Regions from separate parts of the Homo sapiens genome. Here region 1 is linked to region 2. Evidence: read pairs that join two places in POLR2A ChIA-PET (ENCODE). Cell type or tissue: OCI-LY7. All regions are shown on one strand. Links, peaks and the distances in the headings refer to the core of each region. The heading gives the core; the rest is flanking DNA.

Region 1 (2,923 bases), core at 98-2,597, 220 kb before region 2:
GTCAGTGGCTGGAGGCAGACAGGGTAAATAACAGCTGCCACTACCCTCACAGACCAGGGAGAGCCAATGCACAGGCCTACACACAGAACTCAATCCCAAGGACCAGTGGTGACCTTTGGTAGCCACAACCCTGAACTTGTGAGAGTCACCTAAATGAATTTGAGAGTCACCTAAAAATATGTCAGCACCATTCTGGCAGCCCAATCTTGTACTATTTTATGAAAGCACTATTGCCTCAGCCAATGGGAATGACCCAGGTTTGATTTCATAGGCGCAAGTCCCAAGCTCCTCAGGACATTTGGTACACACCAAACATGATGTAGAGGGTTGGAGAATACCTCAAATGGGATAAATGGCACTGTCACAAGCACAAAAGTGAGACTTAGAAAATTTCGAGGGAGGCACTTCTGGCAACTAGCTCCCACGTGGGACCAGGTCCAGGCTCAGGGTGGACTTCTACCAGGCGCTAGAGGAGAATTTAGAAGGAAACTTGAGGAAGGCATTCCAAAGCCTTAGTCTCCCTGAAGCGTAGAGGGCTGTGACAGGATCCCCTCTCACCCAGGCCTCAGAGGTACTTTCTTATCATCCCTCCTTATTGTCCTTTTGTGCCTCCTTATTTGCCTGTTTTAAAAAGATAGTGCCTTTTTTTGTTTTGTTTTTTGTGTTTTGGCAGGATCTCACTCTGTTATCCAGGCTGGAGTGCAGTGGCACAGTCCTGGCTTACTGCAACCTCCACCTCCCGGGCTCAAGCAATCTTCCCACCTCAGCCTCTTGAGTAGCTGGGACTACAAGCGTGCACCACCATGCCCAGCTAATTTTTTTTATTATTATTTGTAGAGACAGAGTCTTGCTGTGTTGCCCAGGCTGGTCTCGAACTCCTGAGCTCAAGTGATCTGCCTGCCTCGGCCACCCAAAATGCTGAAATTACAGGCATGAGCCACCTTTCCTGGCCAATTTTTTAAATATTTTGTGGAAGACAGAGTCTCCCTGTGTTGTCCAGGCTGCTCTCGAACTACTGGGCTCAAGTAATCCTCCCACCTCAACCTCCCAACATGCCGGGATTACAGGGTTGAGCTGCCATGCTCAGCCCAATGATGGTGCCTCTTATAGAGTGTCTGAATGGATAGAGAAACAAGGGCTAACTACAGGAAACCCACTTCACCTATAAAGACATATGTAGATTAAAAGTGAATGGGCGGAAAAAGATATTCCATGCAACTGAAAGCCAAAAAAAGAACAAGAGTAGCTATACTTAGATAAAATAGAAGACAAATCAAGGAACGTTAAAAGAGACCAAAAAAAATCACTACATAATGATGAATAGGTCAATTCAGCAAGAGGGTATAACCTTTAAAAATATCTATGCACCCAACATCAGAACTTTCAAGTATGTAAAGCAAACATTAATAGAGCTAAAGGAAAGATAAACAGTAATGCAATAATAGTAAGGGGCTGGGCACAGTGGCTTATGCCTACAATCTCAGTGCTTTGGGAGGCTGAAGTAGAGGATCACCTGAAGCCAGGAGTTCATGACCAACCTGGTCAACCCCATCTCCAAAACCCCATCTCCAAAAAAGAAGACCCCATCTCCACAAAAAATTGTAAAAGTTAGCTGGGCATGGTGGTGTGCACCTGTAGCCCCAGCTTCTTGGGAGGCTTAGGTAGGAGGATCACTTGAGCCCAGGAGTTCATGGTTACAATGAGCCACTACTGGAGTTCACGGTTACTGTGAGCTACCACACCACTGCACTCCAGCCTAGGCAACGGAGTGAGACACTGTCTCTAAAAATAATAGTAGAGGACTTTAATACCCCATTCTCAGGAATGAACAGATCATCTAGATGGAAAACACCTAATAAGGCCTATCTGACACATACTGAACATTTCACCCAGGTGCTGCAGAATACACATACTTTTCAACATCACATAACACTCTCAAGAATAGACCATGTCTTAAGCCACCAAACAAGTCTGAACAAATTCAAAAAAAGGTAAAAACCATATTAAGTATCTTTTCTCACCACAATGGAATAAAACAAGAGATCAATATCAAAAGGAACCTCAGAAACTTTACAAAATTAATTTCCATGGAAATTAAACATTCTCCTGAACAACCAACAGGTCAATAAAGAAATTAAGAAAGAAATTTTAGGCCAGGCACGGTGGTTCATGCCTGTAATCCCAGCACTTGGGGAGACCAAGGTGGGCAGATCACGAGGTCAGGAGTTCAAGACCAGCCTGGCCAACATGGTCAAACCTTGTCTCTATTGAAAATACAAAAATTAGCCAGGTGTGGTGGCGCATGCCTATAATCCCAGCTACTCAGGAGGCTGAGGCAGGAGAATTGCTTGAACCCGGGAGGCAGAGGTTGCAGCGAGCCGAGATCACGCCATTGCACTCCAGCCTGGGCAATAGAGTGAGACTCCGTCTCAAAAAAAAAGAAACTTAAAATGATGGTGGGTATACAAATGAAAGTGGGTATACAATATATGAAAATCTATGGGACATAGCAAAAGCAGTACTAAGAAGTTTATAGCAATAAACACCTGTATGAAAAAAAGTCAAAAGATTCAAATAAATGACTTAATGATGTACCTAAAGGAATTAGGAAAGCAAGAACAAACCTAAAATTAGTAGAAGGAAAGAAATAATAAAGATCAGAGCAGAAATAAATGAAATTGAGACTTAAAGAAAGCCCAAAAGATCAATGAAAAAAAAAATGGTTTTTTGAAAAGAAACAAAACCAACAAACCTTTAGCTAGACTAATTGTATTAGTCCATTCTCACACTGCTATAAAGAAATATGTGAGCCTGGGTAATCTGTAAGAAAAGAGGCTTAATTGGCCCACCGTTCTCAGACTTTACAGGAAGCATGACAGCATCTGCTTCTGGGGAGGCCTCAGGGAGCTTTTGCTTAAGGCAG
Region 2 (2,923 bases), core at 204-2,703:
AACGTTGGAAGAGAGTATCTCACTGCCTTTACTAAAAATCTAGTTGCAACATTTATTTGTGTGTTTGAAAAGGTACATATGCATTTAGAAACATTTGCGTTTTTTTTTAAAAAATGTGTTCCTGATTAAATAAATATTTGCTTTGTGTTGGGTTTTCTTGGGTGGTGAAATGTTTTATACTTTTGGACATTTATCGTTAGTACCATTTCAAAGAAAGAGGCTGAAGTTAATGTTTTATGTTAGATTTTTAGAACAGATTCTAGGGGTTTACATTATCCATTTAAGAATAGATGGATTTGCTTTTAGAATTGTGCTTTTTAAAAAAATTGAGTGTGTTCATTTGAACATCTGTTTCATCACTTACAAACCAGGCAAAAAGATCTGAAATCGTCAAGAGTAATTAAAATTTCATTGTTTACATTTCTGGTGTTAGGATGTTGACTGTTCTCTTGGGGGGGTAAAAAGCATAATCCCTCAGTGTCTCAACCTGTGATTGGTTCCTGAAACTTGTGTGTTTTTTTGTTTTGTTTTCTGGAAATGTTTACTTTTGTTACATTGTTCAAGGTATGTTTTAGGTGAATGTTGTTGGTATGTGTGAATGGTGGACCAGTTAATTGCTGTTGGTTATTCTGGAAATACTTTTGCCCCTACCTTAGTGTTCAGAAATTAGGCTTATTTTTCATATCTAGAGATTGTAAATTTCTTCCATAACACTGTAACATGGTGGTTTGGTTAAAGCAGTATTATGTTGAGGAGGACAAGGGATTTGCTGAGGTAATTCTCTGCCTGTCAGGCTATATCTTTCACATTGAACAAAAAGGCACTTATGAGATACTTAGGTTTAAAGATTGTTTCCTAACGTCAATATTTGGTGGTAGTTATTATATTTTAGTAGATGAACACCTGTGTGTCAGTTGTCAGATTTGTAGAATTGGAATTTTTTTTGGAAGAACTATTCAGTATTAGATTTTACATGTTTATTAGAAAATAAGTAGTTGCTATTTGAGAAATGTTTTTAAGTTCTTAGAGAAAAACAGTATATGCAGAAGAAATCTGGAAAGCTCTATATCATATAGCATTAAAATGCTTGTTAATAGAATATTGTAGACATTTGCTGAATACTGCTAACCAGAGGCTGTAGTCTTAAGGAGAAGCTTAACCAACCTCTTGGTTTCGGTTTCAGTATGTTCAAATTCACTTGGGTGTTTGGTAGCATACCTTTACTGAATCTAACTGGGCATTAACATGACAGTTGATTAAAATGACCTTGTAATAAATACATTATTATCTGAAGACTTATGAATATAGTTAAGGCTTTACTGTCTATCCTAATGTTGAAAATCTAACTCAGTTTTCCCAAGTCCTAGGTTTCTTGATGGCGAATTTTCTTTCTTTTTCTTTTTTTTGTTTTGAGATGGAGTTTTGCTCTTGTTGCCCAAGCTGGAGTGCAATGGCACAATCTCGGCTCACTGCAACCTCCGCCTCCCGGATTCAAGTGATTCTCCTGCCTCAGCCTCCCGAGTAGCTGGGATTACAGGCATGAGCCATCATGCCTGGCTAATTTTGTATTTTTAGTAAAGACGGGGTTTCACCATTGTTGGTCAGGCTGGTCTTGAACTCCCTCAGGTGATCCACCTGCCTCGGCCTCTCAAAGTGTTGGAATTACAGGCGTGAGCCACCGTGCCTGGCAATGGCAAATTTTCTAAACATTTTTACGCCATCACAAACCTGAACAGAAAAGTTATTTAAAACTAAGGCTTATCAGTGGTTAAGATTTTGTGAATTTCAGTTGTTAAAGTGCTTTCCACACCACAATATCTTGTTCCTATGTACCCAACCATATAGTATTGCTGAGCATTAGTTAGTGAGATAGTTTTGCTTTAATTTTAACTTTGTACTACTATGTAAATAATTTAAAACATTTAAGCCATCAGGTAATCAATTTTTCTAGTTGTTTTATATTTTTTAGTTTTATATTTTCTAGTTGTCTTACATTTTTTTTTCCCAGAGAAAGAGTAACTTTAGGAATATTATACTAAGCTCTAAGATGTGGAAACGTTTTGTATATAGAAAGGCTCACCTGGTTGGTTGCTTGCATGAAGGCTAGGTGAAAATGGTTTTAATTACTCTGTTTTTGAAGGAGAAATGCACCTTTAATAAATTATTACTGTTGTATATACTTACCAATGGGTAGTACAGTTCTGTATGTGAAGTAGAGCAGATTTATATAACTTATATTTAATATATAAAATATTCTATAGTAACTTAACAAGCCATAGAATTGTTCTGTTGTTCTAGGTGGATGAAAATACTAGGAAAAGTTTATTTAAGTTACGTTCTACATGGGATGAAATATTCCCTTTGAAGAAACTTTATGCCCTGGATGTCAGAGTCAATTCATTAGATCCTGCTTGGCCTATTAAACCTCTACCCCCCAATGTGAATACGTCTAGCATCCATGTGAATCCTAAATTTTTAAATAAATCGGTAAGTTTTAATATGAATAGTAAGTAACATACTTTTAAGTATCACATTTTGAATTCTTCTGCAGAACTTACTGCCAGAAAGTCAAAATAGAATACTCGGTAGTGAATTGGTTCAATTTGAAAAAAAAAAAAATAGTGTGTATATGTTTGGAATTTTTATTTAGAAATATATTCACCTTGTTTAGGTATTATGTAACATTTATTTTGGGTTTTAAATTTCTGATAAGTTTTCTGTGTGATAGGAATTTGGATCATATTAAGAGTTAAGCTGATAATTTTTACTCCCTAGCTTCCGTTTTAGCTGATACGTTTTTCTTAAACAAATTGTCTTTTCTTATAGCCCGAGGAGCCTTCAACACCTGGTACAGTGGTCAGTTCCCCTAGCATCTCCACTCCTCCAATTGTTCCTGATATACAAAAGAATCTTACACAAGAAC

What was found. ChIA-PET counts read pairs that join two places held together with the same protein. Peaks named below come from ENCODE experiments on the same cell type or tissue, not always from the same donor. Only the 100,000 strongest peaks of a DNase experiment are listed, where the experiment ranks them.
Region 1: POLR2A ChIA-PET joins it to region 2 with 5 read pairs; 19 of 35 experiments call an interaction of 5 or more read pairs at or near these places.

Annotation. Positions count from the first base shown.
Region 1 is chr11:82,937,755-82,940,677 of GRCh38, forward strand. No RefSeq gene overlaps it. Among named protein-coding and RNA genes, the nearest start is that of DDIAS, 37 kb to the left of the region's middle. In OCI-LY7, for the core only: no CTCF peak of the experiment used is centred there; no DNase peak of the experiment used is centred there.
Region 2 is chr11:83,161,381-83,164,303 of GRCh38, forward strand. PCF11 (PCF11 cleavage and polyadenylation factor subunit) reads left to right here. Exons shown (of 16, transcript NM_001346413.3): 2 at 1-72; 3 at 2,299-2,487; 4 at 2,827-2,923. Among named protein-coding and RNA genes, the nearest start is that of PCF11, 5.7 kb to the left of the region's middle. In OCI-LY7, for the core only: no CTCF peak of the experiment used is centred there; a DNase peak (open chromatin) is centred at 1,161; H3K4me3 peaks cover 1,111 bases.